Linked DNA regions of Homo sapiens: regions 1, 2, 4 and 5 are each linked to region 3. Evidence: chromatin loops called from intact Hi-C (ENCODE). Cell type or tissue: heart right ventricle. All regions are shown on one strand.

Region 1 (5,000 bases), 97 kb before region 3:
AGATCTACTCTCTTCTCAATCATTTCAATTCACAGACAGGGAAACAGAGGCCTGGAGACGGGGAAGGGGGCACCAGCAGCTTCCCATTGTCACACTGAGATTGGTATGGCCAGCTCAAAACTCAGACCTCTGTGCTCTGGAACAGCAGTCTCCAAGTGCGGGGTGAAGAAGCTTCAATGGGTATGGGAAGAAAACATTAAAATTTCTATTTATAATTTTTGCAACTCATGGTTTTAGAATTTGTATTTTGTGTATGTTTTATAAAGCATACCATACAAGACATATCTACTAATATCTATCTATCTGTTTATCTGTCTATCTATCATCTATCATCTATCTATCTATCTATCATCTATCTATCATCTAACTATCTATCTATATCTATCTATCATCTATCTATCATCTATCATCTATCATCTATCTATCTATAATCTATCATCTATCTATAATCTATCTATCATCTATCTATCATCTATCTATCTATCATCTATCTATCATCTATCATCTATCATCTATCATCTATCTATCATCTATCTATTGTCTATCATCTATCTATTATCTATCATCTATCTATCATCTATCTATCATCTATCTATCTATCTATCTATCTATCTATCTATCTATCTATCATCTATCTACTTAAAAGCACATCCATATACTCACACCGAGGGTAATATTTTGCTGACGGAAGTGTGATTGAAGTGTTTGGTGACCAGTGTCACCTGTTTATTGTGGGTAGGTGGGTTTGAAATTACTATCAAACCTGTCTCCTGTTGTTTAGTATTGAAACCTGTTTCTCCAGAGTTGGGTGCCTAGAACTGGGGACATACAAGTTGCTGCTGCTGACCATATCTAGAAGGATGGAAGGCAGCTAGACATTCCATAGGCCAACTGGTTTGCATAGAGGAGGTACGACTGCTTCTGAATCTCGTCTCACCTATAAGCATCCCAATACACTTCTATTTCATGTGGTCAAGATCATTCCCCAGCCAAGGAGATGAGGTGCCCCCAGCTGGTTGCTTGTCAGTCACTGAATCCCTTGGGCTCTCTCTGTGTCCCGATTATTGCCGTTGCCTGGCCTGGGTGTTGCCTGGCCTGGATGTTGCCTGCAGGAATAGCCGGAGGAGGCTGCTCACCCATCAGTGCTAGCTCTCCAGCCCAGCTGCCTTCCACTGGTTCCTGGATACAGCATGTCATATCCCCACAGCAGGCAGAACTCAGAGGCCAGGAACAGGTTATTCTCAGGAAGGCACAGCTCAGACTCCATACCTTTCTTCTGGCTGGGCCCAGAGGCACTTCTCACGCATTCCTTGGCTCCAGTAAGGGTCCTGAGGACACAGCAGTTAGACTCAAAGCTCATCTTGAGTCTAGGTTTCCACATCTGACTCAAAGCTCTTTAAAGTGGCTTATGCAATTTTCCAGCTGAAAACTCGGGCCACCTCAGACTCCACCAGCAACAGAAGTTGAGAAGGCTAACTAAGGACCTTGAGGTGCTCAGTGCTTTGCATTCCCACTGCCAGTGACAGTCACCAGTGTTTCTCCCTTACATTCAGTCCTCACGTTCATGTCCCCAGCCCAGTGCCAGCCCAGCAAGTGAGCCAGTGTTTTCGCACACATGGAGATGCCTCATAGCCAGGGTGGCCTTATGACTGATCTTCTGAACTGGGACATTTGGGAGCACTAAACTGATTAAAGCAGGTGAATAAGCATAAACTATAGATGTGCCAGAGTCCCCTACTTAGAGGAGACTGTATGGGCCACCAAGGCAAACCACTCACTTGTGCTGGGAGTAACTTGGGCCCATTTGCAGATGGTTCTGTTTGCAAATGGCCTGTCTGGCTCTGTTCAAAATTCGAGTCCTTACCACACTGTGAAAGAGATCTGTTAGCCAAGCAAAATTATTGCTCCTTAAGGAAAGCTAAAATGTCAAAGTAGTGGACTCTTTACAAAGTCAAGCTGATATGGTTTGTTTGTGTCCTCATCCAAATCTCATCTTGAACTGTAGCTCCCAGAATTCCCTCGTGTTAGGGGAGAGACCCAGTGAGAGATAATCAAATAATGGGGGTGGTTTCCCCCATACTGTTCTCATGGTAGTGAATCAGTCTCACTAGATCTGATGGTTTTATAAGGGGTTTCCCCTTTTGCTTAGTTCTCATTCTCTCTTGCCTGCCACCATGTAAGACGTGCCTTTTGCCTTTCACCATGATTGTGAGGTCTCCCCAGCCATGTGGAACTGTGAGTCCATTAAACCTCTTTCCCTTTATAAATTCCCCAGTCTGGGATATGTCTTTATTAGTAGCATGAGAAGGGGCTAATATGCAAGGCATTTGGGTTCAGAGATTTTCTTTTATGCTTTAGTAAAAGGACAACACTTCTCAGGGAAATCTCACCTCACTGCAGTAATTTCAGTCCCCTGCAGTCAAAGCCAGCATTCTGGTGGCCGTTTCTGAGTTTTGCTCAGGTACCTCTGTAGCCACAGATGTGGCCTAACACAAGCAACCCTGGGTGCCCACACCAGGCTGCATCACACGGTCTATATTTTCTTTCTTTCTTTCTTTCTTTTTTTGAGACAGAGTCTCACTCTGTTACCCAGGCTGGAGTGAGCCTGTCTAATTTTTTGTATTTTTTTTAGTAGAGACGGTGTTTCACCATGTTAGCTAGGATGGTCTCGATCTCCTGACCTTGTGATCGGCCCGCCTCAGCCTCCCAAAGGGCTGGGATTTCAGGCGTGAGCCACCGTGCCTGGCCCACACGGTCTATATTTTCTAAGCCATGGAGCCCAGGCTCCATGAGATCACACTCCCGTGTTGATTTTAAGTGGGCATTTGAAATGCTTCTGCTGAGCTTCTGACTCGTGCTTTATCTCCAGCCCCCGCTCTGTGCTGCTGCGGGGTAGGTCTGGCCTGCGGCCTGTGGACTTCATTTAGCAGCCTCGGTCCTGCTGTCCAGGGGATCGTTGGCCCTGGGTCCTGACGCGGAGTTTAATACGTTCATAAACATGTTTTCAGTGATCCCTGCTCCCTGATATCTGGCATATTAACAAGTAAGTGCTGCTAGGGGAATAGAAACCAGAATTAAACCATCAGAGTCATATTTGGGGGGAAATCCTTTCCCTCTTCTGATTGCAGGCTAGGTTTTTTTAAATTTTATTTTATTTTAATAAAAAACAGAAGTGATGAATAGCTCCACCTTCTCCGGCACTAAGAAGGGGGTGCTTCAGATGCATGGAGTTCTCCTCCAGAGTTAAAATGTTGACAATCTGGGAAGCTTTTGTTTGTTTGTTTTAATTCCGGAAGCCAGTTTCAGATGATGAGGAAGAAAGGAAATGTGATACGGCTGAAAGACAAAAAGAACATATATACCAGACACAGATTTTAAAAAACAAAGCCCATCATTATACCATGTAGGAAGGTGAGATTTTTTTTTTTTCCAGAGAAGAACGTGTAAGTGGTCTGCCCTTGTCTGAAAACCTGGACAAGTGACACAGACTTTCCACCCATGGTGTTTTTAATTCCTCTGTCCATGTCACATTATAGGAAAATCACCTGGGTCTTAGAGAGGCAGTATCTATTAATTCAATTGCACTCATTGCGAAATACACATGAGGTATTTCAATCTGGCAAGGTATACACCATCCACCTTGAACAAAGGCCAATTTTTCGGTAACCAGAGCCACCAGAGGCCAGACTTCGTCAGAGCTTGAGGTTTAAACCCCTGTTTATTTGGGTATGGCACCAAACGAAGCATTTTCTTTATGTTCCAGCAGTTTCTGGAAAACCAGCTGTTCTAAATTTGGTTTAAAACATTTGTTAAAGTCACCAATAAATGAAAAGGAGAGGGAATCGAGCTGGCTTTGCAATAGGAAAAAGCTCTCACGTTTCCTTAAACAAGACGGGTTTTCCTTCTAGACTGGTTTTGTAGTTGGGCTTGTCTTTAGGGGATTGTTTCTGTCCAGGATTGAAGGGTTTTTCCGCTTCCATCCTCCACGCTCCAGCCCGGCCCAGCTGCCCCGAGGTTAGAGAGCTGAGGACCGCCTACGGCAGGCCAAGGGGGCGGGATCAGCCCAGCCCTCGGAGGCAAACTCAGCCCAGGGAGCGCGGAGCCCCCAGGCCAGCTGGGGGGCACATATGGCAGTGTCACCGGCTCCTCACCTGTGTCCACAGGTATCCAGGCTCCGGAGCTTTCTCACGGTGAAGGTGATTGAGTGAGCCGCCGAGCGGTGGGGACAGAAATCTTTGAGTGAGGAGCACTGTTCCAACATGGTATTGAAATCATTCGTCTGGAGTAAAACGCTGGCCTCTTTCTGGGCACGGCAGGGCCTAGAGCGACAGGACCTGCACTCTCTGAGACCGCCCTTGGTTCTCAGAAAGTGCGGGGCCGGGGGCCCCATCACCGGGAGGGGTGCTGCCCTGAAATGCTCTTTGCAGAAAGTTTCAGCCGTAACAAATGAGCACGCACCGCGCACCAGATCGCGGACTCCGGGATGGTGCCTGGAGGTGAGCAGATCTTCCTTCGCCGCACAAGCTGGAACAGACACACGGCACCTCCGAGGACATGCATGAACTGAGCGAAACGTCATCGTGGGATGGCAGCGTCTTGCTCCTGCACGCGGCACACACACCGCAAGGACTGAGGACTTTCTTTGAAACACCGCTTTTGAGTTCTGAACCACTGTGTTGAACAGAACGCCCACTTCCCGCCTCCCCTTCCCCCAGTCTCTGGCCCATGCTGGCCGCATCTCACACAGATGCCCTTCCCTCTTCCACCATCTGCGAGGCCCTCCGCCTTCAGTCTGTCTCACGTCCCAGGTGGGTCTGCTCTTGTCCCCTTGAACCCCAATACCCTGTTCCTACAGTGGACACCTCATTAACTCTTCCAGGTACAAATCTCTCCTCTCTGCTAGAGAGCAAGACCGTGTGGGTCCCACGGCCACCAGGACAGAAGTTATCCCTACAGAAGATTCAATGAGAGGATGTGGATTCCTTGCCACTACTAGAAAA
Region 2 (5,000 bases), 390 kb before region 3:
CCTGCCTGTCTGAGAAGAGAAACAGCTGAGTGACTGACATCCTGGGGCCGTGGGCTGGCAGGGCCCTCACCTCTCTATAAGACTGGACTCCCACCAGACGTCTTTGCAGGAGTCACCGTCTCCTCCGGAGGTGCCGCCTTCAATTATCAGCATCCAAGGCCCGCCCACTCTGTCCAGGAACCAGGGCCTGACTCAGGGACCCGAGAGGCAGAGGCTGGTTTCTTGTTTTCCTTCAACGAAGTCAGCCAGCTTAATCTCACCTTGCCTACATCACAGAGAAGATAGGACAGATTCTGGGGACATCCCGAAATTAACTGTGAAGTGTAGACATTTGCTATTGAATAACTTAAACATTAATGTAATTTAGGCCACATGGCTACTGAGCTTTAGAATTTATAAAGCCTCTCTCTGCAGATGAAAATGTTCATTTAACCAAATGGAAAAAATATTTTTACATGTCTCATGTCCATACAAGATTTATGAAGCCCGTGTTTTTATTTATCAAAATGTGTTGTCATGTGGCCAAATTCACACTTTAAGACTAGGCAGCAGGTGCTCAAACACTGTCAATTCAAAGGTGCTGGAAGGGACCTCGCTCAAATTCCTTGATATTGTTTGCCTGTGTCCCCACCCAAATCTCATCTTGAATTGTAGTTCCCATCATCCCCACAGGTCATGGGAGAGACCAGGTGAAGATAATCGAATCATGATGGCCGTTTCCCCCATCCTGTTCTCAGGATAGTGAATGAGTTCTCACGAGATCTGATGGTTTTATAAGGAGCTCATCCCCCACTTCGCTGGGCACTTTTGCCTCCTGCTGCCGTATGAAGAGGGACGTGTTTGCTTTCCCTCTGCCATGATTGTAAGTTTCCTGAGGCTTCCGTAGCCCTGCTGAACTGTGAGTCAATTAAACCTCTTTCCTTTATAAATTACTCAGTCTCAAGTATATCTTCATTAGCTGCATGAGAACAGATTAATACACTCCCCGTGAACTACTCTAAGGAGAGAGCGGGTCTCCACGCGGCCTCGGTGTGTGCTCAGAACTTCTGACACTAGCAACCTGGCAGCCCAGCCCGGCGGGGTTCTGTTCTCTCTGCTGCATGGTTTAGCGTGTGGTCATAGTGTGTGTAGGATGGAGACTGAAGGAATCATCCTTCACGCTGATTCATCTGGAAGAAAAGCCAAGCCCTAATTTTTTAAGCTGAGGGCTCCATGTGTTTATGTATTTAGCACCTCAAGACAGGAGGAAATAATTAGTGGTTTGAGAACACGTTAACAAAAAGCAAGAGCTCTTTCAACCTTCGGGCTCATAATATACGTAATTGTAAAGTAACAAGCATACCAGAAGGAAACAATACTCTTTTGTGATGGGGAGGTTACCCCTCCACCCACCTCCTATACCCCGTGGGATAGCCACAGCATGGACTTCCTGTTCTACCCAGAGCCATAACCAGACAGCTGAATTCATGTATGGTTCCCAGGACAACAGTGGAGAGGGTGCATTTCTTACCTGGGCAAGGCTGGGAGGGATTCCCATAAAACATCATTTTATTTAATTTGAAGTTATTTTCTGGCAGGCTTTTCTTCTAATTTGGAACCTAATATTTAAACAACCATTGCTTAAAACACAAGCTGGTGTCAGAATTTTAAGGTGATGACAAGAGTAGAGCAGCTCTGGGAAAAAGAGAGGTAAGAAGTTCGGTTTTGGATTCCAGCCAAGCGATGGTCCTTTTACTTGTTTATCGATTATGTGTTGGTTCCCAAGGTCGACGAGGACTTGGCGACACCTGATTTTTATGTGGCATTTCACAGTGTTTCACTCCTCATCTTCAAGTTGGGAGGAATCAAATATTTCCCTATTAAAATTTGTTCTTCTACTTAGTGAATTTATGAGAATGAGAATAAAAATGTACTGGATAATTTTCAGCTCTTTGCAAAAAAAAAAGCCCCTTTAGCGTTGCTGTTGAATTCGGCAGCCGTGGCCAGAGGGACTGGGGAAGGGAGAGGTGCTTCTGCTGCCTTATTCATCTCCCCAGGGAAACGGAGTTGCTGGATGCCATAATGAAGGGGCTTTGTTTTTAAGAAGTCGAATGAAAACACTAGATGGTCTTGATAGATGAGCAAATATTTTGCAGGACATTTATCTGTTTACTTTGCAGTAACCACAAAGCGTCTGTAGGGGGAGTTTTCTTATTACTGTTTTTGAGTTACTAAACGCAGAAAATAATTTCAGGGTTTTCTCCCTTTCGTAACTAATTTGCAGTTAGCTATGTTTGGTACTGAGGGTAAAATATTTTTGCACAGACAGTCCTTGCTCCTGTTTCGAAAGGCTGGTCTCGGTGCATCTACGATTGCGGCGAATGACAAGAAAACTTCTGTGGGCATCAGAGGGTTTCAGAGAAACACGGAAAAGTGGAGGACGTTTAAAAATACATTTTGCACATCAGCAAGGTCAGGACTAGGGTGCAGGCAGTGAGGTGCCTAGGTTGCAAAATTTAAGGAGGTTGGGAGTGAGTGCCTGCTGAAATTATAGGCCCTAGGTGCTCCCTGGCCTCCCCCTCCTCCCAGCCCGGGGTGCCAGACATCCAAACTCTGGCTGGCATCCAAGTCCAGCTAAGGGCCCAGGGAGGGTGCGGAGCAGGTAGAAGGAAAGCAGATGCAGGAGTGGGCAGGGGAGGGACAGGGAGGAGGTGCTGGCTCCTCAGGCTCTGCTCTCCTCTGAAATATGGCCTGGAGAAACGGGAGGGAGGCCAAAAGGGAGCCGTAGTCCCAAGCTAGAACCCATGTTTCCATCGGATGAGCCGTGACCATGGGCTCCTGGCTGTCTCTGCCATCTGCCTGATGCTGCTCTAAGAGGCAGAGCAAAGGTGCTGGACAGCGAGTCCATTTAAGTGGGGAGAATAAGCAGGTGGCTGGGGTCTGGTTTTCGGCAGGTGGCCAAAGGAAAGCAGGAGAGTTCCAGGCCTGGGGACTCCACTTAGGACAGGGGACCACCTGGCGGAAATGTCAGTTGCCAGCAGAATGGGACCTGAGGGGAACTCAGCAGGTCTCTCTGATTGTCCCAGGGTGTCTACCTGGATCCTGCTCCATCAGCAGCATGTGCAGGGGCCTGGGGCTCTCCCGCCCGGAGGGACCGTGCTGGGTTCATTGCTGTTGAAGGCTTGCCCCAGTATGCCGAAGCAAGTCTGCAGTGAAACCTCAACCAGTAGAAGGAGGGACTCTGCAAAGTCACCTAACCAAGGACGTGGCCCAGGGAAGGGAACAAATTGAGGCCATGAATGTAATTGACCATATACATGTGGGCAAGGATGAGGAAACAGCGGTGCTCTTATACTCTATAGGTGAAAATATAAACTGGAAAAATGGTTTTGAAGGCAATTTGGCAATATCTGTCAAGATTTGAGAAACATGTCCATTGCAAAGAACTTAACCTATAGATAGGTTTACAAAAACACCAAGAGATATGTTCACTGAAGAATGGTTTGTTAGAAGGGAAAACATTCAAGTAAAGGAACAAAATGAAATTGATCAGGGACTGTTTAAATAAAATATAATATATACATAAATCAGAAAATGAAAGGCCATCAGAAAGGTTGAGGCAGATCTCCATGTGATGACATGGAATGATATTTGCAGTATTTGTTTAGTGAAAGCAAACTAAAACGCAGTGTGTTTAATATTATCTTATTTGTATAAAAACTAAAGGATATGCTTATAGGTACAAAATGAACTGTTGACAGTAGTTGCTTCTGGAAAATGAGACAAAGTGGCTAATGAAAAATAGATTATAGGTTGACTTTCTATTTTTGTCTTTCTTGATTCTTGATTAATTACTTAACGTATATTACTTTTCTAATCAAAAACAAGTTTTGTAATGATTCTGTATTTGTTTTTAGGCTTCAGACATTTAGAAAAAAACAGTTTCTTGGGACCTTGGGATGTTTGTTTTAGAAAGCCACATCTCAGGCTACAGCTGCTGTGTGATTTGGAGAGTTGAATTCAGTTAATCTACAAAAAAAGGAGATGTTTAGTAAGCAAGGAACTGGCCCCAAATTCCACATAATTTTAATTTTCAGGTGTTCCACTTTCCAGTTATCATATTTGACATCTTCTCTCAATGTACAGAATGGAGAATGCATTGCAAAGGACAAGCAGAGGGTCAAGCAGTTTCATGGTTCCAATGGGGCTCACAGATTCTTTGTGCACATCTTTCTTTGGTGCTTGTGAGACTCCAGACAAAATGCACAACACAAAAGGTGGCTCCTGCTCGCTTTCTCCACTTCCTCATGCCTAGCCGCTCCCTGGCCACTCCAGAGATTCCTCCCCAACAGCTCGTTGAAATGGTTCTTTCATTGTCAACTTGCCCAGGCCAGCTGAATGGTTTTCTTCTGATTTGATCAATTGGCAGCAGGCAAAGTGGTTATCACTCCCTCTTTCTTGAAATGTTTGCTTTTGGTATTTTTGCAACCACCTCTCTCAGTTTTTCTGCATTTTTGTGGCTCATTCTTATTCCCTTTTGTTATTGCTTGCTTCTCCATGAACTTCCACAGAGCGGAGCTCTCCAGCAATCTGTCCTGGGTCCTCTTCTCCACATACTTGTTTCTTCTGATGTATCCCACCCAGTCTCATGGCATTGAGCCTCCTCTGTGCTCTGATGATTTCAAACGTGCTGTTGCTTTTCAATCTCCAGCCTAGCCTAGACTCTTGGATGAGATTTATTTCTTCAGTTTCCTGTTCATCGTCTTCATTTAACAGGCATCTCAAACTTAGGATGATGACAGAACTGTAGATTTCCCCAGTCTAATCCCTCCACCTCAGCTTCTCCCTTTCTCAATAAATAGCAGCTCCATCTACCCAATTTCTCAGGTAGAAAACCCGGCAAATATTCTCAGTTTTTCTTTCTTCTTAATACGCATATATATACTCTTAAACATTTTTATTTCATCTACTTTCAAAATATGCCCTGATTCTGGTGATAGCTCAATATCTCCACTGGCTCT
Region 3 (5,000 bases):
CAAAACCACCAAAATATCCAATCAGCTTAATAAATTATGTTCAGTGCATTTGCCATAGTACTTGCCATTTACAAAGGATGTTTTTACACAAAATAGGGAAGAGCTGTGACTGGACATTAGGTGAAAAGGCACACAAAAGCCTATGTACAGAATAGTATCAATAATTCAACGTCCAGGTTAAAAAAAAAGGCTCATTTACCAAAATATTAACAAAAGGAGGTGAGTTTATGGCCGATTATAATGTTTCTGATAATTTTTTACATTTTTAAAAAGTTCTGTCATGGCCATGTACTAGTCTTGTAATGTTATTTTGGAAGCCATTTTTAATGTAGCCGGGCAGGAAGAGCCCTGTCGACAGTGATGTTGCTAAGCTGCCAGCAAACACTCTCCGTTTTCTTTCATGAACAGGACGAACATCAGGGGCTGTTGGACTGGAAAGGGCTGCCTTCATTTAACTCTCCCCGCCCCTGGTGAGAAAACCGAGATACAAGGTGGAGCCAGGCCTCCGTGTTCACAGCCGTCACTTTGGTGCAAGCCTGGCTGGCCTCTGCAACTTTGCCCAGTCTGGTGAGGAAAAGGAGCAAGCTCCCGCTGGCTGCACCTGGGCCCTGTGCTTTGGCCCTGTCATCAAATACCAGCGCGAGAGACCGTGAAGCTTGGGCTTCCTTGTCCCCAAACCCCGCCGCCTCTCAGGAGCATACGCGTCCCTACGGTCTCCCAGGAGAGAGTCTCATTTGTACTATCACCCAAACTTCTGCATTCCTCTGGATTTGTAAACTTTAGAGAGTATGAACAGCTGTAGCTTTTCAGCAAAAATGAACTCAGCCTCCAGTATGAGACAAACAGAGGTTACCAAGCTTAGACCTGCCTGCCAGCAGCTCCCAGCCTGTGGGTACAGAGAGAGTGCAACAAATAGTCTTCCACCTCCGACCTCTCCCTGCCTTCCCACCTGAGCAGTGGAGGGTGAGTTCAGGTGAGTCTGGCCAGGTGTGGGCCACAGGGACTCTTCCTCCTGTCATGTAGCAGAAAAAGCACTTGCTTTAAACAACAGAAGACATGAGTTTGCGAGAGCATTCTATCGTTTATGAATTCCGTGCCCGTGAAAAAGTCACAGGAACCTCAATTTTCATAGTGAGTAAGATGAAGTTTGGAGAGAAAGGCGCCTCCTGGGTAGGGGAATGCTTTGAGAAAAGGAGAGGAGAGCCAGGAGGTGGTGGTGGCAGACCCCCACGCCAGACCCCTCAGGTCTTTGTTGGGGGTTTCAGCCTTCAGGAAAAACGGCTGCATTTTTACATATAGAACTTGGGGCTCGGTTTTACAATTTATGTCAGTGAGTTCATGTACTATCACATTTCACATTCTATCAAATTTCATAGAGTTAACAAAAAATGTTTTTGGACATCTGGATGTTATGTTGTAAAGTGTGTGGGTCACAGGCTTGTTATAACCTGGGGGCGGGGAGGGGTCACACCTCCTCCTCCTCCCCGCCCCCTCCCCCCTCTAGGGTACAGGCCTGCAGCCTCTTGGGAATTCATGCACAGAAACTGCTTTGAAAAGTATAAAGTGCTCCACAAATTTGAGGGTGTGTGGATTCCCATAGTCCAACAATGAAACAATATATACCCAGGCCACTCTTTTATCAAAGAGAATGCCTTACTCGTCCTAAAGTGACAAGCCCTTAAAACATACATATATACTAACACATGTATGTTGTCCATTTGGTATTATGGTAAATGATCATCTCCCAGGATTTCTCATTAAAACCCTAGGCTAAAAGAAAGATGTTTTTCACAAAGATCTTGCAGGGCTGATGAGTTTATCTCATTCCTCCTGGCTGCATTTGCATCCACTGTTTCTGCAACATTCACTCCTTTAGTATGTATCTTTCTGCATGCGCCTTCCTGCCTGTCCCTGCTCGGATTTCTCACTGAGGGTGGCTGTCAGGGCCTAACACTGGGACCGCCTTGAGCCAGCCCAGCTGGACGAATTAATGTCTCTCCAGTAACTCAAACCAGCAATGACTTCATCTCAAAAATTTCTGAGTAGCACAGGTCACAGTGTGAGTGTGGACAAAAGTAATGGGGTTCCCAGAGAAGTTAAATGGCGGTGGGGAGGTGTAAGCCAAAAACTACAACTGGGATGAGAATTGGGGGGGGCACATCTGAAAAAATAAAATTTCCAGCAGATCTTCTTGGAACAGTGTAAGCTTTTTGGTACAATGAGATTTTTGTCCTAGTACAGCTGAGCACACTGACAAAGCAGCAGAATTGCAGTGATACGCGCCTACATTGTAAATAATAGAGTAATATTATGCTACACAGTAATACTGTGTAATATAGTCACATACACTTCACAGACGCATAAAGAAGGAAACAAAACAAAGATTAAAATAAAAGACAAATAAAATAAGTATATATAGCTGTTCCTTAAATGAACTAAACCAAGGGCATTCTAAATATTTATATGTTAAATAAAATCCATTTTCTAAATAGAAAAGAAACTGATAATCTTACCTTGTTGTTAACAGCAAAATAGGTGTGTGTGTGTGTGTGTGTGTGTGTGTGTGTGTGTGTGTTTTCATATTTCAGTTTGTTTCTGCCGACATGGCTTTTAAGGAAATATACTGATGCAGAAAATGAAAGAAGAATTTCAAGGCGTATATGAAAGGACCTGTCCTGAAGCTATTAAATTTTGTGCATAATATTTCGTTCAAGGTGATCGAAGGCGATGGTTGTGGACTCCACCAAAGGCAGGTGGGAAGCAGGCAGCAGAGGCCCCAGGGAGGGCCTGCCGGGCAGCCAGGGGCTTTGCTTTTGTTTTTTGTTTTCTTACCGTTCCTGATGAAAGTTGAAGATCATCCGCAATCACTTCCCATTCACAGCTAAGGAAAGAAATAACTTTGTAATGACTAACAAACTATATGGCAAGATCAGGAAAATGTAAGAATCCCACAGAGCCATGGCTGCTGTGGTGATCACGCTGTGTTTTTTTGGGGTGCAGAATCCTTGCCTTTGGACCTGGGAGACACTCCTCCCACGCTCCTCATTCTGGCCTCACCAGCTCCGTGAGACTCTTCCGTCTTCCCGGTTCCTCCTCACTTTATCCCTCTGTTGTTTCAACAAGGAAATGGGTCTCATTATAATCTTTCATCTCATTCTTCTCCTTGTCATGATGATGAGATAAAGTACAGAAGTCAAGAAGTGCCTTCCAGAAAAAAAAGGATTAGACTCCTTCCTTCATTTCAGGGTTTTTCTATAATGAAAGATACAGTTAAGCCTGTTAGTTCTATCATGACAAAACAAACATGAAATTTGGAAAAGTTTGATTCAGTTTTTCTGTTTGTAAATTCTTTTGAGTAGGTTGGCTGCTATGTTTGGTTTGGACTTCAATGGACAAGGAAAAGGGAAATAATTCCAATTTTATTTAGCAGATTTAAAAATTAAAGTATAGATACTTGCATGTACTAAAAACAGAAAAAGTTATATTTTGAGAAAATGGATTTTGTTATAAATCAGCTATCCAGAAAAACTAAGAATACCATGGCTTTTAAACCATTACAGAGCTGAGGGATTTACCCACTGAGGTATTATTTTAAAGGGAAAACAAAAACTCAAGTGCAATGGTTTAGGTCAATAAACACTGCACTTTTCCAGGCAAGGCTTGTGAAGAACTTCCTGTAGCTTTCCACAGCGCGAAGGGGACGTGCAAGTTCACATCTGCACACCTAAATGTGAGCCTCCTATGAACGATGCTCTCAGAAAGAGTCCCCCGGCTGGCAGAACAAAGGCCAGGTCCAGGGGTTACTTACAAGGCTCCAGTGATGGTCATCCTAGAGCCAGAAACCGTCTGCTGGAGAAGCCCAGGTAGTTCCAACCATCATCTCACCTTGCAAAGCCACCAGATGCCACAGCGGGCCCCTGGCCGTGCAAGCTTCTAGAGAAGCTGGAAGGACCTGGAGGAGCGGAGGCAGGGCTGTCCTTGGCTCTGCTCGGATCTGCCAGGGAAGGCTTCCTCGGGTGAGGAAGAGGCACGGGGACCTTGGAGAGGCCAGGGGCTACTTGTGGACACTTCATTTTTCTAGTCTGCCAGGTCCTAGAAAGTAGAGCTGGCCAGCCAGGACACTCTCTCCTGCAAAGCCCACCCAGGGGTCGCCAGGACCCACTGGATGGCCATGCAGTCATGGCTGAGCCACATGGCCAGACTGACCAGCCAGGGGCTGGCAAAAGGCCATCAGAACATGAGTGCAAACATCAGGTACATTTTCAGAACACAAAACTTTATCCTATCTTTAATCAACACCACAGTAAAAAAATATTTATTCTTTAACAGCCCACCCTCTTTGTTCCAGCTACAAGTCAGGAGCAGACGCCTGACCCTTGGGGAAATCTCCTGGGTGGGACCCCTCTCTGAGGGCTGGGCTCCCTCCCCCACTAGGGCCCTCCAGAGACTGCCAGCCCCAGGCCTGCGCCAGCCTCCAACCCCCGCCCCCTCCCTCTTCAAGCCCTACTTCTCTGCCGGATCTACTTGCTGCAGGAGGCAGACATCCCATGGTGGGAATACCCGCAGGCCAGTGTGTGCAGCGACGTAGTGCTCAATACTTGGATGGCTCACCTTCCTGCCACGGAGGTTTAGGGCCAGGGGAAGCAGCTCAGCCTCAGTGCCTGGGCTTCCCAGAAGCACCCCGCTCGGACATCCAGCCCAATGCGCCTGCTGCTGGCCTCGGGGACAGGCTGTTGAGGACAGGCTGCCAGGCCTGAGCAAGCCTACGGCACCAGCAGGCTCAGCACAGGGCTGGGAGTGGGTGGGATGGGAAGTGAGTCTTCAGAGAGGGAGAGGGAAGGAACTAGAAACAACCACTTAACATCTATGTGGAGCCTGGGAGCATTTGTGGAAGTCATCCCCCTTACTGTTGAAAAGATGCAAATTTGGTGAAATAATCAGCTGTATGGCTCCAGGCTGTTTCCCAAGTACCCTGATTCCTAACAGGAGCGAAGGTATTA
Region 4 (5,000 bases), 110 kb before region 3:
CTCTAACAGAAAATTATAATAATATGACAATGATTCACTTCCAGAAAGTAATTTGAATCTGTGCCAATGAGGAATGCCTGCCAGACTGCATTGCACTTGTCTTTCTTCTGCCCACCACAGCAAATTCAGGTCAGATAATTAGCACTCATCTTTATGCCTTATGCTTTCTGAATTTCTGCAGTACTATGAGTAGGAGGTAAAAGTTCTGAAACGTTCCATGAGGTTGTTGTTGCCATGGAAACCACTCCCTTGGAATGCTCATACTTATTCCCAGTTGTTGAACAGCAGAAGATGCTCCAACCTAAATACTGAGAGTCTTAAAAGCCAGGCGGAAGGCTGGAGGGTGCTGGGGAAGTTCAGGCTGTCCCCAGAAGGTGACTGTGAGGATAAAACAAATTAGGAAGGAGGAGGACAGAACCCTCGTTCTGCTCCCTGACAGGTGATGGGACTCAGACCCTCACACCTGTCCTTGTAACATGTCAATCAGGGAGCTCCACGCCCAGCCTCTATGCTGGGATATGATCTTCCACCAGTGAGAGGCTTGCCTGAGCTGGCCTGACTGCTTGTAACTCCCTCCCCTGCAGCTGACTGGCTGTATAACCTTGGGTGAGCTGCACCCACTCTCTGGGCTTCAGACTCTGCACCTCTCTAGAAATGAAGGCATTGCTTCAGCTGTGCAACAGAAGGACGGAAGTTCCTATGAATGGCTGCTGGGTTTGAGGCCTTCTCTTGTAGTGGATAAAGCAAAAATATCCTACGAGGTTAGGTTGGGGCTGCCCTGTCTGTAGAAAGAAGCTTGCAGGAGTGATGATAGCATGAGGTCTTTGTTCAGATGTTGCAGAGAGGTGGTTGTTTTGACCGTCTTTAGTTGGTTTCACAGGAAACCACTATCAGTAAATTTCCCATTTGACTTTAGATCATTTCTAATAACATTGTGAAGAATAGGGACAGTGAGAAAGATGAGGCCATTTCAGTCCTTGTAACTGGCTTGAGAGAAGGGCTGATGGGTATATCTATACCTCTTCTAAAGATGAAGAGACAGAGGTTCAAAGAAGCTCAATGGCAGTGCGTCACAAGAGGCTCATGTGCCCAGGCCTCCAGTTCTTCCCAGCTCAGCCTTGGGTTTCACACGCTCTCAATTTGAAAGGAAAAACACCCACCCAGTTCTCAGTTACCCCATTTAATTGCTAGGAGAAGTGTATAGGTTTTAACTTGAATCTTAGTCCCTTCTAGCTTGTGGGGGACACTGCCAACAGCGAATTTAATTGTTCTGGGGAGGCATGAATGTGTGTTAAGCTTTTAAGACATATTCTTGCTAAGTGAAATGTAAAGAGAAAGTCTTTGAACCTGCCCTCCAGGCTGGAGAGAGAGTACAAGGCCAGCCTGTGGCAAAAGCACAAAGACAGAAAAGGATGAAGAAAGAGAAGCCCTCTCGGAGGAGGACGTGTTGGAGGCAGAATGCAGCAGTTCCCATAGGCAGACCGTCCAAGAGTAGAGGGAGAACGGGGCAGGTGGATGCTGTCTTAGAGACAAGCCATGGGGGCTTCTGGGTTCTCTGTTCCAAAACAATGTGGGTAGCCTTTTTTGCACGCTTCCTTTCAATCAGTTGCACCCGAAACTTCACAAGAGCAAAGAGGCTGACAGTTTCTATAGGAAAAGCTACTTCTTGAACAGTTTCTGAAAGTCTCATTTTAATGTGGAGATGGGAACTTGAGTGGGTATGAGAACAAGAGGGCAGGGAACAGTGCAAAGTTTAAAGAAAAGCGAAACGGCCCTAAAACATGCATATGACTGATCCTAACTGGAGCATATTTTCCTTGAATTTAAAGTCAACTTATACGACCTTCATGCTGGACTACACAGTGAGTATCACAGGCTATGTGGGTTTTGTTTCTGATTTTTCAAGCTCTAAGTAGTTCATTCATATTTGGGAACAAAATATCCCCATTTTAAAATTGATTTGTAAATAAAGCTGACTGCAAACCCATTTGGAATTCAAGCCCTTTCATTTGATACAGAATTAAAAAAACAGAAGTCGGCCAGTAGCCATCGGTTGGGATGAGTTTCAGGTTTGTTTTTGTTTTTGCTTTAAAATATAGTGCAAAATAATTTGAAGCAAAATTCCCAGGAATATCATCTGGGGCAAAGACAATCGAATGCTTAATGAAGTCTATTCCTGAGCCTGCTATTTTTATCCCCCGTTCATCTTTGCCAGTGTCATCTCCCGGAGCAGCAGGCGGTGGCTGGGACGGCAGCACAGAGAAAGCCCGGCACAGGCTCCGCTCAGAGCCTCAGGATGTGGGGAGGCTTCTACAGATGACCAGCTTGGTGGCGTCATCATCCCCACCTGGAGGTGTTTCTGGGCTGGAACAGAGACACACCCCAAGACATGCCAAGTTCCTGTCTAAGGAACAATCTCCAGTTCCTTGGCAGATTGCTAATAAATATTTCCAGTAGGAAGGAGACCTTATCTGGAACCAAGAGGCATGTCTGTAAGAAACTCTTATGAAGTTGTCGGGGTTCAAGTTGGCCTTCCTGTTGTTCAACCTGGTGGAGAATGTTCCTGTGGGCCTTGGCAGCAAGTCAGCATTCTTCGTTGGCATGGAGTCCTAGGAAAAAGAGGTACGGGGCACCTTGAACACACCGGGCAAGCAAAGAAGAATGCACGCGTCTCCTCTCTCCAGGAAGGGCTCCTTTCAGAGACACGCTTTGTAGCTCAGCTGTTTGGGGGCCGTGGCAGGCACCTGGGCCCTGGTCACACAGTGGCTGTGGAGCCTGTCCCTGTCCCTTGGGAGCAGCCTGTGCCTCCAGCTCTTCAGCCTTCCGCTGCTCCCACTTGCTGGCTGTGGCTGTGGCTGGGTGGCATTTGTTTTTGTCCCAGGGCTGCTGCTGCCAGCCAGCAGGTCTCTGATGTCACCAGCCGCAGGTCTAGGGGTCACCCTAAAAACATGCGCCTCACTGACCCCCTTACAGCTCCTCTCCTGAGAAGGTTTCTGGGTGCATTTATCCATATGGGGAGCCTCCCCGGCAGGCCACAGGGGAGCAAGGAGAGATTCCTTCCTGGTTACCCACCCAACCATGCTTCATGCTCCAGACCAAGTAGGTTTTCTGGGTCCTAGTAAAGTCTTCCAATTCCCCCAAGCTGTGAAAGCCCAGAGGCGGCTGTCATCTTCTGTGCTGTGGCTGTTTCCAAAGCCAGGGCCGCTGTGGGACGCTCTCCCCTGGTTTGCTTTTCATCGGAAGCGGCTGCAGCTCTTCTGGGCTTTACCGCCGCCGGGGCCCTCCTATTTTCTTCACCATATTGAAAAGGCATTTCCTAAATTCATAATGTTTTAGACACATTGTGGTCTCGGGATTGAATTGTGAAGTCTGCATGGACGGGGGTCTGGCCTGCCCTTCAACTCTGCCCCCATTTCCTTAAGGAATTGGTGAATGCAGATACTCTACTTTTATATTTTGACAGCTGCCTGTGTTTTCTCATTTGATTCTCATAACCCTGGGAAGTAAGTAAGGCCAGAATTTTTATTCCCATTTCTCAGATAAGGAAATGGAGGTTAGAGAAACATGAATGAGGCACATTTGCCATGCAACTTAGCACCTGGAACCTGACCTCAGGATTCTGAGTTCTAGCACAGCCTTTCTCCACTCTCCAGGCTCTCCACCCTGAAGCCAGTCGCATATCACCCCAATAAACAGTTACAACGCCTCTGCCAACACAGGATCCCAAATTGCTGCCTCCGCCTCATCATCTTTCCCTTCTAGGCATGAGACTTTCCAGAAAAGGGCACAGATGGACAGAGCATCCTATGGTTCTGGAACCAGATGTATAATCTTAAGTCTGTTTTTTCCCCCTTTCAGAATTAGCATTCCTTTATCTCATTCCTAACTATTCAGTCAAGTGTGTTAAATGCTGCGTCCCAATGCTTGTGTGCGTTTAGTGGCTGGACATAGGCCCATAGCCTTCAGCAGCAAGAAGGACCATGTTGCAAGGTCCACAACAGCCGTGAAGAGTGAAAGATGGACAGGAAATGTCAGCCTCCCTAGCGACCCCTGAAAGTCCTCAGGAAGGAAACTGGACTTTCTGCAACATTTCAGTCCAATTTTTTTTTTTTTCTTAAAGCAAAGGGAGCCTCCAGGAAGCTGGACATCTGGGGACCTTTGGGTGACCTTAGTCAGTCTTAGCAGTTTGAACTTCATCTTCTGAGTTCCCCCTCTGGGCAATGGGGAGCAACCCATTGCTGCTCAGCTATGGCCGCAACAGATCCAGATTTCTGTCTGGGGTCTCTCCACTGGCAGAGGGAAAAGGGAGAAACAGGTGAGGTAGCAGGAAAAAGGCCCAGAAGGAAGAGAAAACCCAGTGAGAAAGTGGCAAGTCACTGAAGCAGGGAGGCTGCAGGCCGCAGCAGGAGGGCGCCACCCTGAGAATTCTCAGGAATCCATAGACTTGGACATTGACCAGGGAAGGGGGTTAGGCAGAGGGTGATAGAGGTTTCTGGAGGCTTGGCTGGGTATGCTCCCGACCCGGTTGCCTGGAGAGCAGGGTCACAGGTGGTGCTGCTTTGGTGAGAGAGCTTTCCAGAGGTGCCCCTGTGAACCCTGAGTGCTTCTGGTTGTGTCTGTCCTCTTTGTTCTGCAGGATGCTCTTTTCTTCCTCAGCCTGCGTCATCCTGGAAGAGACACCTCAACCCAGCCCGACTCCAGAGGAGTCCTGGGGGCTCTGCTGACCGTTGCAGTGCCTCCACCAGAAAAATGTTAGGTGACAACGTTGCAGGTGGATAGAAACCTCCATCCCTGAGTGAGTGAGGGACGAGGGGAGCCCAGGGAAGTGCCTGGTTCTGCCTCCTCAGTCTGATCTTCTTGAAGCTGCCGGGTCACTGCTGATTTGCCTTCTGGCTGAAGGCATTGTCAGGATGAGAAAGAAGTGAGTGGCATACTCCGACAGTGCCACGGGGCAAGGACAGGTGTGGCAACGTGGAAGACTCCTGTGAAACTCACTGAGA
Region 5 (5,000 bases), 170 kb before region 3:
TGATGATGACCTCACTCATGGGGTAAATGAGCAGGTGTGTGGATGTCCTCTCTGCAACATCCACTGTCGCCAGAGGTCATCTCCGCAGCTTCAGGGAAAAGTAGGCTGAGATCAGCCACCCTCTAGAGGTCAAGGTCAGATGCATTTGGGAAACCTTTCAAGGAAAGATGTCTGGATTTGGAGGTGGGCCTGTAGCAAGGAAGGAGGTGCACCCCCCCGGGAAGAGCTTGAGTCCAGGCACGAACACAGGAAGGACATTCGTGGGGCAGGGAGTCAGGACAGACCAGCATCCAGTCCAGGAGCAAGAACTGGTGGCTGGAAATGCCTGAGGGGCCAACTTAGAACACAGGGAAGGGACTCTCTCCAGGAAAGGACGCCAGGTGTGGGAATGCTAACTCCTCTTGGCAGGTGGCAGGCTGCTAAGGAGCTGCTGGCTCATCACCCTTTGAAGTTAAGTTGAATACAGTGTATCACTTATCAGGAGGGTAGTAAAGGAAATGGGTCATCTTGGTTTGCACTACTTGATACCATCAAACTTCCAAGTTTAATATGGCATGAAAAAGCAAGGAACCATTGAGTGAAGCCCTTGCCCTCTGGGACCAACTTTCCCCTGCCTTTCAGGGTAGAAGTTAGCATCCTGGGGGCCCTATAGGCACAAGGCTCTCTGGCTGCTGGGTCCACCTGGAACTGCACCTCAGGGATGCCAGTGGATGGTGTAGGAGTGGATGATGTGCGTTTCCGAGTGACTTCCGCTCTTCCTTTTTGTCCGCCAGCTGCACATACAGTCTTAGTGTCTAGCATTCATGCTGTAGTTCCCTCTGTAAACACAACACACCAACCACCCACCTAGCAACCTTGGAAGGTCACCCAGAAAGCCACGTACTTGGGCAGTGTTGGCAGTGAGGAGCCAGGGCTACGGTCTGTATGGTAACAGCCCCATCACCGGCAGGACAGGCCACAGCCACATGGCAATGTGGTAGTTGGGGGAATATGGCAATATTCTGAAACGGCAGTTCTCCTAAATAAATAGCACATCAACTTACTTAAACCTAATCATAAATGGTACAAATTGGGCCCATGTGCAAACAGAAACCCGAGCCGAAGTCCGGAGTTAAAGCAACCATTGTTTCTCGCCTGACCTGGGCTGGGGGAAGCCTTGCGTGTCCGATTACATCTGCTAAAACGATTTGAATGCCAGCCCCGTATTTTAATTATAAATATATAAAAAAATTTTAATAAGACGGCATTCTGGGCTTTCTAAGCCTTTAAAATGCTCATTGGGGGTGGAGAAGAGAGAGGAGAATTCCATGTGCCCCAGACCCAGCGCCAGTGTATAATGATTGAATGTTTTCCTGTAATAAATTGAAAAAATCTGGTTTGTAAGAATGGATCCAAATCACTTGGCATTAGAAAGGTAATTCGTTACCTGGCTTCCAATGTACTGGATCTTGGTGAAGAGCTGCAATCACCAGAGAAAGGAAAGGGTACCAGAAGGAAACTTGTGCCTGGCCCCCACCCCTGCAAATTTCTACACCAGCCCTCCTTGCCTGGCCTCCCTCTGCCTTTTAGCATTTTCTCATCATTCCAGAACAAGAGGCTCTGCAGCTCAAAATGGGGAAAGGGGTTTCTCAGGACCCAAGCCAGCTCTTAACCACCTTCTTTGTACCTCTCCAAACCTCAGGCCTGCTTAATTATGATTAATTGCCACATGGATAATCAGATACAGTTTCAAAAGGTTGGAAATGACACTCCAAGGACACCAGGGAAGATACAACGTATGCCTTTGTTCGCAGGAAGAAATGGCAGGTCCCTTCCTCAGCCCCATAACCTTTTCTTATTTTAACAATTCCAAACAGAATTAATACCATCAGTATATCGTTCCCACTCCGGGGAATTGAACTTCAACTGTACAATTTCTGCAGCTGTCAGGGTTTTCCAACCTCCTGTCAATAATGCAATGTTGGGGTGTCCCTCTGCTGGAATGAAAGCAGTTTCAAGTTTCTGCTTTATGTCTGTGCTTTCTGGGTGGTGGGACATGATGAGAAAGTACAAAAAAAATAATAACAGCAGTAAAAAGCTTCCACTCTTGACTTAACTGGATCAAATGTAATAGACTTCAGTCTTTTCTTCTGATTTCCTCTGCTTGTTTTAGAAAACACTGTGAAAGTACAGGAGATTTTGTCTTGCCAACTCTTCCCTCCATTTAAAATCCCTTTGGCTAAGTCAAGGATCACAGTGTGTCATTTCCAGTCTAGCAGAAGTGTTGGGCCGTGCTCAGCTCTTACTACCAGGAGGCAGATCCCTCGGTTCCCGGCGCCAGTGTTGCTGGGCTTGGCTCCTGTCCCGGTATTGTTCCCCTCATTGCATTCCAGAGGGCCTCTCAGCCAGTTAATGTTTGCACTGGGAGGTCCAAATATCCAGCAATCAGCACTGAACTTTTCTCTTTTTGTTGAGAATTGCAGGTTTCAAATGCAATCTCTGGCTTTAAAGAAAAACTTACAGGTGAACACAAAAGCACTAATTTACATTTTATTCACAAACAATAATATTTGCAGCAGTTTCACCATGTGTGCTCATAAAAGAGTTTTAGAAGACGTCTGGCTTTTTTTTTTTAAGACTTTATGGTGGCTGGAATTGGTTTACCAATTTAAGGGCAGTCATTTCATTTATTTATTTATTTTTTAAAATCCTAAATAGCATAAAAGTATTTTATGCTAGACTGTGAACAGTTCATACATTCTGCATGGTTAATACATGTACTCACATGGGAAACAGCCATCAGAAATAGATAAACTAATTTGAACCAGTTTCAAGCACATAGCATTTAATTAAATCACATCTTCAGAATGGATTTTAAAGGTTGGGATTTTCAGAGCACAGGGGCCGCACACAGCATCTTGGCCGTGGTCCTGGAACGCTCTGCCAAGATGGCCACAACTCACGGGCCTGCGATTGGGACCAACATTTCATGCAGTTTTGCACAGGATTTCATGCCCAAACCCAGGGGACGTGAGCTTCTGACCCTCCCAGCGCAGCCAAGTGCTTCTCCGGAGGGCAGTGGCAGAGGTCTCTTAGTACGTGGGTCTTTCCAGTGGAGCCTGTGAAGGGAGGGCTCACCCCCCTTTCCTCACCAAAGCACCAGGAGCCATACCTGGGCCCAAGGTGGCTGAGGCTGTAGACCTTCCTTTCTCCCACCCTAAGGACCATCATTATCCAGGGCTTCAGCACAAACACTGCTGGGAAGTGGGAAGTGGGGTGCTGGCGAAGGGCTCAGAAAGCCCATGAGCCCAACGTCTACTGAGGATGCTGCCCTAGGATCCCAGGTGCCAAAGGGTTAGGCTGCCTGAAATAGACGTGCAGGCAGAGCACTGCCCTCCACCGACTTGGAGGACAGCCTGGCTGACCCTGCATGCCCTTTGAGACCATCAACCATGGATTTCCTGGCCCAGCTCTGGGCAGGAGAGTTCTCTCCTCCTGCCTTCCTTCCTCTGTCCATGGCCACTGCCACCACATCCTCTCTTCTGCTACCTCCGTGTTTTTCTGGAGCTCAAAGGGTAAGCAAAGACAGTCTTCTTATTCTCACTTGTCACAAACTGAAAAAGGAAAAGAGTCCTTTGTTAGGGGGCAATCACCCTCATGATGATTTTCTCCCATTCTTTTGAAAACCACAGCTTTAGGAAAATGACCACAACACCGCCTCTGACTTTTCTCCCAGAACTGCTTTTTCACTGCCTTTCTGATGCTGCCCTGCTCCTGCCCAGGTAGATGAGAGCAGTGTAACCAGTGTCACTTGCCGAGCTGGTGGCCATTCTTCAAGATGCAGCTCATTCGCCATGATGTTGGAAGGCCCGGAATGGCCCCCAGTAGAGTGAACGATGCCCTAGTGCTGCACACTCCTGGGCTGCGTCCCTCACCTGTGCATTATAGATCTATACAATCACGCACTGCATAACACTGTTTCTGTCAACTACAGCCCATGTGTATGAGAGTGGCCCCATAAGATTGTAATGGAGTTGAAAAATTCCTTTCACCTAGTGACATCTTGACGATTCTGACCCTGCGTAGGTCTAGGCTAATGTGTGTATTTTTGTCTTGCTTTTTCACCAAAAAAGCTTTAAAAGTTAACAAAAAAAAGTATAAATTTCAAAAATAGAAAAAAGCTTATATTCTTATTCTTATATTCTTATTCAAGAATGTAAAGAAAGAAAACATTTTTGAACAGCTGTACAAGGTGTTTGTGTTTTAAGCGAAGGATTATTACAAAAAATAAGTTAAAAATATTAAAAAATTCAATATTAAAAGTTAAAAATACTAAAAGATGTCAAAAAGTTAAAAATATTAAAACTTTTATAAAGTAAAAAGTTACAGTAAGTTAAGGTTAACTTCTTCTTGAAGAAAAATATGTTTTTTAGATATTTAATGTAGCTTAAGAGTGCTTATAAAGTCTACAATAGTATACAGTAATGTCCTAAGCCTTCACATTCACCAATTCACACTCTCCACTCACTGACTGACTCACCTAGAGCAACTTCCAGTTCTGCAAGCTACACTCATGGTAAGCGCCTATGCAGGTGCACCAGTTTTTATTTTTTATACTGTGTATTTTCTGTATCTTTTCTATGTTTAGACACATACACATACTCATCATTTGCCTGCAGTGTTCAGTATGGTAACATGCAGTACAGATTGGTAGCCTAGGAGCACTAGGCTCTACAATATAGCATAGATGTGCAGTACGCTGTGCCATGGAGGTGTGTGTAAATACACTCTGTGGTGTTTGCACAAGAGCAAAATCAGCTAATGATGCAGTTCTCAGAATGTGTTCTCGTCATTAAGTGACATGACTGTGCTCACCCTCCATACCCACCTCCTTGGATGGTGGGCTCCTTGAGGACAGGGCCCATTTCTTCATCACCTCCTCTTTCTTTCTTCCTCTTCACCCTCATCCAAGGACTAGTCAAGAAATTCAGACCAGAGAAAGCCTTCAATCATGGTTTGGT

What was found. Hi-C counts contacts between places; a loop is a spot of excess contacts. Peaks named below come from ENCODE experiments on the same cell type or tissue, not always from the same donor. Only the 100,000 strongest peaks of a DNase experiment are listed, where the experiment ranks them.
Region 1: it touches region 3 in a loop (4-fold over the local background); 8 of 110 quality-filtered maps call a loop at or near these places.
Region 2: it touches region 3 in a loop (3-fold over the local background); 5 of 110 quality-filtered maps call a loop at or near these places.
Region 4: a loop joins it to region 3, with 2.2 times the contacts of the local background. A loop is called at or near these places in 7 of 110 quality-filtered maps.
Region 5: a loop joins it to region 3, with 3 times the contacts of the local background. A loop is called at or near these places in 3 of 110 quality-filtered maps.

What each region holds. Positions count from the first base shown.
Region 1 is chr10:128,923,967-128,928,966 of GRCh38, forward strand. No RefSeq gene overlaps it. Among named protein-coding and RNA genes, the nearest start is that of LINC02667, 14 kb to the left of the region's middle. In heart right ventricle, no CTCF peak of the experiment used is centred here; DNase peaks (open chromatin) are centred at 2,895, 4,055 and 4,470; H3K27ac peaks cover 2,140 bases; H3K27me3 peaks cover 313 bases.
Region 2 is chr10:128,629,783-128,634,782 of GRCh38, forward strand. No RefSeq gene overlaps it. Among named protein-coding and RNA genes, the nearest start is that of LINC02667, 280 kb to the right of the region's middle. RefSeq lists an enhancer at 1-262. In heart right ventricle, CTCF peaks have their summits at 2,182 and 4,540; a DNase peak (open chromatin) is centred at 4,569; H3K27me3 peaks cover 836 bases.
Region 3 is chr10:129,021,272-129,026,271 of GRCh38, forward strand. No RefSeq gene overlaps it. Among named protein-coding and RNA genes, the nearest start is that of LINC02667, 110 kb to the left of the region's middle. RefSeq lists an enhancer at 620-1,119. In heart right ventricle, no CTCF peak of the experiment used is centred here; DNase peaks (open chromatin) are centred at 529 and 1,970; H3K4me3 peaks cover 304 bases; H3K27ac peaks cover 3,729 bases; H3K27me3 peaks cover 933 bases.
Region 4 is chr10:128,912,544-128,917,543 of GRCh38, forward strand. It overlaps LINC02667 (long intergenic non-protein coding RNA 2667), which reads left to right and starts at 290. Exons shown (of 5, transcript NR_148990.1): 1 at 290-374; 2 at 1,830-1,862; 3 at 2,216-2,353; 4 at 2,458-2,622; 5 at 3,654-3,728. In heart right ventricle, no CTCF peak of the experiment used is centred here; DNase peaks (open chromatin) are centred at 2,338, 2,630, 3,233 and 3,966; H3K27ac peaks cover 2,253 bases; H3K27me3 peaks cover 851 bases.
Region 5 is chr10:128,852,856-128,857,855 of GRCh38, forward strand. No RefSeq gene overlaps it. Among named protein-coding and RNA genes, the nearest start is that of LINC02667, 57 kb to the right of the region's middle. In heart right ventricle, no CTCF peak of the experiment used is centred here; DNase peaks (open chromatin) are centred at 1,006, 2,316, 2,928, 3,336 and 1 weaker place; H3K27ac peaks cover 2,580 bases.